2 separate regions of the Homo sapiens genome follow, and region 1 is linked to region 2. A link is an interaction called in ENCODE POLR2A ChIA-PET data of the cell type or tissue named here. Cell type or tissue: K562. All regions are shown on one strand. Each heading gives the region's core, and the rest is flanking DNA. Links, peaks and the distances in the headings are about the cores only. Region 1 has its middle 4.4 kb from the start of OSM. Region 2 holds the start of SEC14L4 (SEC14 like lipid binding 4).

The links. Peaks named below come from ENCODE experiments on the same cell type or tissue, not always from the same donor. Only the 100,000 strongest peaks of a DNase experiment are listed, where the experiment ranks them.
Region 1: POLR2A ChIA-PET joins it to region 2 with 5 read pairs; 3 of 35 experiments call an interaction of 5 or more read pairs at or near these places.

What each region holds. Positions count from the first base shown.
Region 1 is chr22:30,269,061-30,273,446 of GRCh38, forward strand. No RefSeq gene overlaps it. Among named protein-coding and RNA genes, the nearest start is that of OSM, 4.4 kb to the left of the region's middle. In K562, for the core only: no CTCF peak of the experiment used is centred there; a DNase peak (open chromatin) is centred at 1,905.
Region 2 is chr22:30,504,193-30,508,578 of GRCh38, forward strand. It overlaps SEC14L4 (SEC14 like lipid binding 4), which reads right to left and starts at 1,503. Exons shown (of 12, transcript NM_174977.4): 1 at 1,366-1,503. The coding sequence starts at 1,419. RefSeq lists a silencer at 1,270-1,564. In K562, for the core only: no CTCF peak of the experiment used is centred there; a DNase peak (open chromatin) is centred at 2,419.

The DNA of each region.
Region 1 (4,386 bases), core at 101-4,100, 240 kb before region 2:
GGGGTCTAGGCCATTTTCAGCTGTGGCTGACCGACCACCACGCTTGGTGAGAAACAGCCACATGCCTTTATCTTATTCTATCTATCCTGTGGTCCAGGGAGGCCGTGCTGTCTCCTCATGGCAGAGAGAGGAGGTTGCTTTGTCTGAGGTCACCTATGAATAGTTAAGAGGAGAGGGGCATTTGGCCAGGCATGGTGGCTCACGCCTGTAATCCCAGCACTTTGGGAGGCCGAGGCAGGAGGGTCATTTGAGCCCAGGACTTCGAGACTGTGTCTTTACAGAAAATGTAAAAATAAATTATCCAGACATCGTAGTGCATACCTGAAGTCCCAGCTACTAGGGAGGTTGAGGCAGGAGGATCGCTCGAGCCCCGAAGGTTGAGGCTGCAGTGAGCCATTATCATGCCACAGGACTCCAGCCTGGGTGACAGAGCAAGGCCCTGTTTAAAAAAAACAAAAAACAAAAAACCCACCAAGAAAAGAAGGCATTCAAACGAGGCCCAAAGACCATACTCTTTGCACATAGTTAATGAGGGTGTCAGGCACAGGGCCCAGGGCTCAGAGTCACTGAAGGTAAGGAGAGCAGGTAGATTACATTGCTAGGACTCCCATAACAAAGTACCACAGACTGGGGGGCTTACGTAACAGAGATTTATTTTCTCACAGTTCTAGAGGCTGAAGTCTGAAATCAAGGGCTGGTTCCCAAGGCCTCTCTCCTTGACTTGTAGATGACTGTCTCTCCCCGTATCTCCACATCATGTTCCTTCTGCTTGTCCGTGGCCTAATCGATTTTTTTTTTTTTTTGAGACAGAGTCTAGCTCCGTCACCCAGGCTGGAGTGCAGTGGCACGATCTCAGCTCACTACAACCTCTGCCACCTGGGTTCAAGCGCTTCTCCTGCCTTAGCCTCCTGAGTAGCTGGGATTACAGGCGTGTGCCACCACGCCAGGCTAATTTTTGTATTTTTAGTAGAGACAGGGTTTCGCCATGTTGTCCAGGCTGATCTCGAACTCCTAACCTCAGGTGATCCACCTGCCTCAGCCTCCCAAAGTGCTGGGATTACAGGAGCGAGCCACCGCGCTTGGCCTTATCTCTTCTTATGAGGACACCATTCACATTGGATTAGGGCCCACTCACATTTTACCTTAATTATTCCTTTTTTTTTTCTTTTTCGAGACAAAGTCTTGCTGTGTTGCCCAGGCTTAAGTGTACAGTGGTGCTTTCATAGCTCACTGCAGCCTTGAACTCCCGGCCTTAAGCGAGCCTCCTGCCTCAGCCTCCAGAGTAGCTGGGATTACAGGTATGTGCTACCACACCTGGCCAATTTTACCTTAATTACTTCTTTTTTTTTTTCTTTTCTTTTTTTTTTTTTTTTGAGATGGAATCTCACTCTGTCACCCACGCTGGAGTGCAGTGGCGCCAGCTTGGCTCACTGCAACCTCTGCCTCCCAGGTTCAAGCAATTCTCTGCCTCAGCCTCCCGAGTAGCTGGGACTACAAGTGCCCACCACCATGCCTGGCTAATTTTTGTATTTTTTTAGTAGAGACGGGGTTTCACCATGTAGGCCAGGCTGGTCTCGAACTCCTGGCCTCAAGTGATCTGCCTGCCATGGCCTCCCAAAGTGCTGGGATTACAGGCGTGAGCTACCGCACCCGGCCCTTAATTACTTCTTTAAAGGCTCAACTTCCAAATACAGTCACGTTCTGACACACGATGGTTAGGACTTCAACACATGAGTTCAGGGAAGACACCATTCAGTCCATGCAGCCTGCAAGAGGAAGGCATAGCTGGAGGGCACAGGGGCTGGGGCCACTGTCGGAGCATCCAGAGTGAAGTGATACACAGGAGGACAGGGAGTGGCTCGGAGGTGAGGAGGCCTGGCCGCTGACCATCCCAGCCAAGCGTGAGGAAAGATGCGTCAGCGTTTCTGGTGAGGTCAGCAATCAGTGACGTCCCTCTCACCAGCAGGAAAAGCTTGCAACATGGCCCAGCCAGTATAAATAGGCTCCCCGACCACAGGACCCGGGCTGTCCCCTCTTCCCGGGCCACGTCAGCCAGGCCCGCGTGATTTGGAGAGGAAGAGAGGACCAGCTTGGTTCCTCAGAACTGCTGCTTCCTCGCTTTCCGGCTTACCCTCTGCTGTGGGGCCCTACGCCTTTAAATGCAAGGATAGGACCTGAGATGGCCTGGCAGGGCCAGGTCGAAACTGGAGGCTGGGGAGAGGTGCTCTGGTGGGGGGAGAGAAGGTGGCCCCCAATCTGCTGGGTGGGAGGTGGAGACCAACCCAAGTTCCATCTCAATCTGCCTGTGAGCCCAGTGTCCCTGGACCAGTCATGTCCCCCTTCTGAGCCTCAGTTTCCTCTTTTTAAACTGCAATGACAACTGAACAACAATGAAAAAGACAAGCAATCCAATTTAAAAATGGGCAAAGGATTTTAATAGACATTTCTCCAAAAAAAAGAAGATATACAAATGGCCAAGAAGCACGTGAAAAGATGCTAAACACCAGGGAAATGCAAATCAAAACCACCATGAGAAGCCATTCCACATTCACTAGGGTGGCTATAATCAAAGGTAGACAATTACAAGTGCTAACGAGGAGATGGAGAGATGAGAACCCTGGGGCATTGCTGGTGGGAATCTACAATGAATGGTGCCACCAAATTGGAAAACAGTTTGGCAGTTCCGCAAATGGTTAAACACAGAGGCCAGAGGCAGTGGCTCACGCCTGTAATCCCAGCACTTTGGGAGGCTGAGGCCGGCAGATCACTTGAGGCCAGGAGTTTGAGACCAGCCTGGCCAACGTAGTGAAACTCCAACTCTACTAAAAGTACAAAAAATTACGCAGGCATGGTAGCACTCGCCGGTAGTCCCAGCTACTCGGGAGACTGAGGCAGGAGAATTGCTTGAACCTGGGAGGCGGAGGTTGCAGTGAGCCAAGATTGTGCCACTACCCTCCAGTCTGGGTGACAGAGTGAGACACTGTCTCAAAAAAAAAAAAAATAAATAGAGATATCATATAACCAACAATTCCACTCCTAGATATACACCCAAGAGAATTGAAAACATAGGCCAGGTGCAGTGGTCAGACCTGTAATCCCAGCACTTTGGGAGGCCAAGATGGGAGGATCACTTGAGCCCAGGAGTTCAAGACCAGCCTGGCCAAAAAAGTGAGACCCCATCTCTACAAAACATTTAAAAATTAGCTGAGCATGGTGGCTTGCACCTGTGTGGTCCCAGCTACTCAGGAAGCTGAGACCGAAAGATCACTTGAGCCTGCGAGGTCAAGGCTGCAGTGAGCCATATTCATACCACTGCACTCCAGCCTGAGTGACAGAGTGAGACTCTGTCTCTGGACAAAAAAAAAAAAGAGGCTGAGCACGGTGGTTCACACCTTTAATCCCAGCACTTTGGGAAGCCAAGGCAGGTGGATCACCTGAGGTCGGGAGTTCAAGACCAGCCTGGCCAACATGGTGAAACTCCATCTCTACTAAAGATACAAAAATTAGCTGGGCATGGTGGCGCACGCCTGTAATCCTAGCTACTCAGGAGACTGAGGCAGGAGAATCACTTGAATCTGGGAGGTGGAAGCTGCAGTGAGCTGAGATCGCGCCTTTGCTCTCTAGCCTGGCAACAAGAGCGAAACGCCAAAAAAAATAAGAAAGAGAGAAAGAGAGAGTGGGAGAGAGGGAGGAAGGAAGGAAACGTACATCCACACAAAAACTTGCAAATGTTCATAGGAGCAATTATTCGGCATAGCCAAAAAGTGGAAGCAACCCAAATGTCTGTCAATAGAAAATGGATAAACAAAATGTGTTCTATCCATACAAAGGAATATTAAGTCACAAAACGGAAGGAAGCATTGCCATGTGCCACAACATGCATGAACCTTGAAACCATGATGCTGCATGAAAGAAGCCAGACACAAAAGGCCACATGTTGTATGATTCTGCTATGGGAAATGTCGGGAATAGGCACATGGAGAGACACAGAGAATACACCAGTGGCTGCTGGGGGCTGGGGCATCCAGGGCTGGGGAGAGACTGCTAATGGGCACGAGGTTTCTTTGGAGGTGATGAAGATATTCTGGAATTACATAGTGGCGATGGTTGCACAACCATGTGAATATACCCAAAACCCCCAAATCATACACTTTAAAATGATACAATTGCTGGTAGGTGAGTTGTATCTGAATGTTTTAAAATGCAGTAGCAAATGCACCTTGTAGGACAGTCAGCAAAATGCAGTGAGGTGAGTACGTGAGCGCCTGGCACATTGGAGCAGGTGCTCGGTCACACTTACCCGCCAGCCGCCAGGGCAGACGAAGGCAGGCATTTGCTTATGTCACACGGTGGCTTTGAGGGAGATTGGGAAAGGCGGTGTTACAT
Region 2 (4,386 bases), core at 111-4,110:
GACCACAGGCACACAAGATGCCCAGCTAATTTTTGTACTTTTTGTAGAGATGGGATCTTGCTATGTTGCCCAGGCTGGTCTCAAACTCCTTGGCTCAAACAATCCACCCGCCTTAGTATCCCAAAGTGCTGGGATCACAGGCGTGAGCCACCATGCCCGACTGACAGCCTTATTTCTACAAGGATCCCTGGGAGAGTCTGATGCAGGCCAGCTAGGCGGTTTTAGGAATGTTGTCCCTGATACTGCATCTTGAGGGTTTAGATTTAGAGGCAAGTTACCAAACCTCTCTAAGCCTCAGTTTCCTTATCTCTGAAATGGGGATAAAAATAAACTTGTACCAATCAAAGGAGTCTGTGCACGTAAAACACTTAGCAGGCTTGGCTCCGAGCAGGTGTCAGATATATGTGAGCACTCAGCCAGCGTGGACTGCCTGATGCCCCGGACAATGGAGGCTTTGTGGAAAAAAAACAGAGGCAGAGGTCAACAGACAGGGGCTGAAAGAGAAGCCAGGAATGCCTTATCAGGGCATCTGTTGCGTCTGAGAGAGAGGAGATCTCACTTCCCTGGGGACCAACAGAGCTGAAGGCAAAGGCTGGGTTTGAAGGTGAATCTGTGAATCCAAATTTGGGATTAGAAATATGAGGCCGGGCGCAGTGGCTCACACCTGTAATCCCAGCACTTTGGGAGGCCAAGGCGGATGGATCACAAGGTCAGGAGTTCGAGACCAGCCTGTCCAAGAGACCTGCCTGGCCAATATGGTGAAACCCCGTCTCTACTAAAAATACAAAAATTAGTCGGGTGTGGTGGCGGGCACCTGTAGCCCCAGCTACTTGGGAGGCTGAGGCAGGAGAATCGCTTGAACTCAGGAGGTGGAGGTTGCAGTGAACCGAGATTGCGCCATTACACTCCAGCCTGGACGACAGAGCAAGACTCCATCTCAAAAAAAAAAAAAAAAAAGATTACAGAGAAGCTTGGGCCCTAAGAACAAATCACAAAGAGAAGCCAAACAAACAAATGTTGCAACCTGGACATGAAAAGCAGTCTGTCTACCCAAGGCTGCCCCCGCAGCCGGATGGCAGCGCCACTCCCTCCCCCACAACCGGGGAACAAGGACCAGGGCCGGGTGGTGGAGAGCACGCAAGGTCAGAAGACTGGATTCGGCTCCTGGTCACGCAGAGATGGGCCCCTGTCCCGCGTGCTGCACGTAGCCGCCTCAACAACCGCACGCTGGACCAGAGGGCAGAACAGAGGCGCTCTCTCCAGGCTCGGTGTTCCAGTCTGTACCATGGGGGCTCCAGCCGGGTTGGGCAGTGCCAGGCTGCTCAGGGCCCCTCCTCAAGCCTCCCAGCCCGCGATGCTCCTCACCCTGGCCAGCGCTTCCTGCTGCTGGGGGCTCAGGTCCCCGACTCGGCTGCTCATGGTGCCCGCGGGCGCAGAAAGGCTCAGGGCGCAGGTCCGCCCGCCCGCCGCCGCCTGGCCTTGTATCCGCTGCCGCCTGGTTGTGCCTCCTGGGCCAGATGTTGGTCCCGCCCCGACGGGAGAGGCACTGGGCCTGCCCCGCCCCGCCCAGTTCTCTCCTCCTCTCCAGGATTTTTTGCTGCGGTCACCAAGCGCACCCTACTTGGGACAGGGAGGTGACCTGCCGGGAGAGTGGCCTGGGGCAGCTGGAGGCAGCCACCTCCAGGCCTCCTTACTGCGGGGGCTCCCGCCTGTTCGCAGGTGGCAGGAAAGGGAATACACTGAGATCCTCTTTCCAGCAAAATGGAGGAAATTTTTTTTTAAATGTTTTTTTTTTTTTGGGCCAGGCGCGGTGGCTCACGCCTGTAATCCCAGCACTTTGGGAGGCCGAGGCGGGCGGATCACGAGGTCAGGAGGAGATCGAGACCATCCTGGCTAACATGGTGAAAACCCGTCTCTACTGAAAATACAAAAAATTAGCTGGGCGTGGTGGCGGGCGCCTGTAGTCCCAGCTACTCGGGAGGCTGAGGCAGGAGAATGGCGTGAACCCGGGAAGCGGAGCTTGCAGTGAGCCGAGATCGCGCCACTGCACTCCAGCCTGGGTGACAGAGTGAGACTCCGTCTCAAAAAAAAAAAAAATTTTTTTTTTCTTTTTCTTATTTTGAATAAAATAGAGACCGGGTTTTGCTATGCTGACCAGGCTGGTCTGGACCTCCTGGCCTCAAGCAATCCTCCAACCTCCGCCACCCAAAGTGCTGGGATTAGGGATGTGAACCACCATACCTGGCCAACATGGAGGAATTTTTAATAAACCTGGCTCAACCCTCTAGGACCCCCAGGGCTTTTGTCTAATGACCCCCAAGCTCCTTCCCCTGACCTTGAACACAGCCTGGGACCTGTCAGTGCTCACTGACTGATAGGACAGCCTCATGTGCAAAATGGTTCCTGCCCTCAAGATGGTTGGAAGGATAAGAGGACGCACCCTGGGTCAGCAGAATGTCTGGCGTTGCCTGCTCAGTAAGTGCTGGCTGGTAGGAATATATTTCAGAATTGTGTTATTACTGAGGCTGTCACCAGAGCTGGGAGCTGCAGGGGTGGAGATCCTAGGGTGTCCCAAGTGCGGAGCTCCTGGGTGAGAGCCACAGTCTGAAGGTGGAGGCATGCAAGGTGCCAGCCGTGGACCAATGGAAGCCCTGGGCAGAGTGACAGAGTGGGCGGAGAGCCAAAAGGCCACTCTGGCTGACACAAGAGAGCCAGGCGGAGATCACTAGGAAAAGCAAGAAAAAAGTTCAGCCAGGCGCGGTGGCTCATGCTTGCAATCCTGGCACCTGGCACTTTGGGAGGCCAAGGCAGGCGGATCACTTGAGGTCAGGAGTTTGAGACCATCCTGGCCAACATGGTGAAACCCTGTCTCTACTAAAAATACAAAAATTAGCTGGGTGTGGTCGTCCACGCCTGTAGTTCCAGCTACTCAGGAGGCTGAGGCACAAGAATTGCTTGAACCTGGGAGGTTGAGGGTGCAATGAGCCAAGATGGCACCACTGCATTCCAGCCTGGGCGACAGAGCCAGATTCTGTCTCAAAAAAAGAAAACAGAAGTTGGCTGGGTGTGAATTTTCAAGAGAGGAGTAGAGGGGACGTGAAGATGAAGGAGAGAGTAAAACAGGCCACAAGACCCTGTTCCCTCTGTCCTCCCATGGAATCAAACCAAGCTCTAGTCCCGAAAGGACTAACCCAGTGGCCGTGAGCCACAGAGGCTTTTGAGCCCAGACAACGTGGCTTGTCATAACAAGCATAGAGACATGCTGTAATTGTAAAATACAAACCAAGTTTTGATGGCTTAGTACCAGAAAAAGTAAAATGTTTCATTAACTAATTTTATTTATTTATGTACTGAGACAGCATCTCACTCTGTCACCCAGGTTGGAGTGCAGTGGTGCAATCATGGCTCACTGCAGCCTTGACCTCACGGGCTCAAGTGATCCTCCCACCTCAGCCTCCTGAGTAGCTGGGACTACATTCTCACCCCACCACACCCGGCTAATTTATTTTTATTTTTATTTTTATTTTTTTATAGACACAGGGTTTTGCTATGTTAGCCAGGCTGGTCTCAAACTCCTGAGCTCAAGCCATCCATCTGCTTCAGCCTCCCAAATTGCTGGTATTACAAGCGTGTGCCACTGCTCCTAGCCTCATTAATTAATTTTATATAAATGATTATATATTAAGTGATATTTTTGAATATAATAGGACAATAAAATATGTTATTAATATTACTTTCACCTGTTTCTTTTGATGTTTTAATAATTTTGAATTATTTATAATGATAATTTTTTTTCTTTTTTTAAGACAGGGTCTCAATGTGTCACCCAGGCTGGAGTGCAGTGGCAAAATCTCCGCTCACTGCAAGCTCCACCGCCCCCCACCCCTGAAGCTCAAGCAGTGCTCCCACCTCAGCCTCCCCAGTAGCAGGGACTGCAGATGTGCATCTCCACATCCGGCTAATTTTTGTATTTTTTTGAAGAAAAATACAAAACATGGTTTTGCCATGCTGCCTAGGCTGGTCTCAAACTCCCGAGCTCAAGCGATCCTCCCGCCTCAGCCTCCCAAAGTCCTGGGATTATAGGCATGAGCCACAGTGCCCAGCTAAATTGTTATTTTTTAGGACAGTTTTAAGTTCACATCAAAACTGGGCAGAAAGTACAGAGTTCCCACATATCTGCTGTCCCCATACACACACAACCTCTGGTTCCAGAGATATCCATTTGCTGAAATTGATGAGCCTACACTGACACGCTAATATCACCCAAAGTTCCTAGTTTACATTAGGGCTCATTCTTGGTGTTGGATATTCTATGGGTTTTGACAAATGTATAATGACATGTGTCCACCATTGTGGTATCACGCAGAATAGTTTCACTGCCCTAAA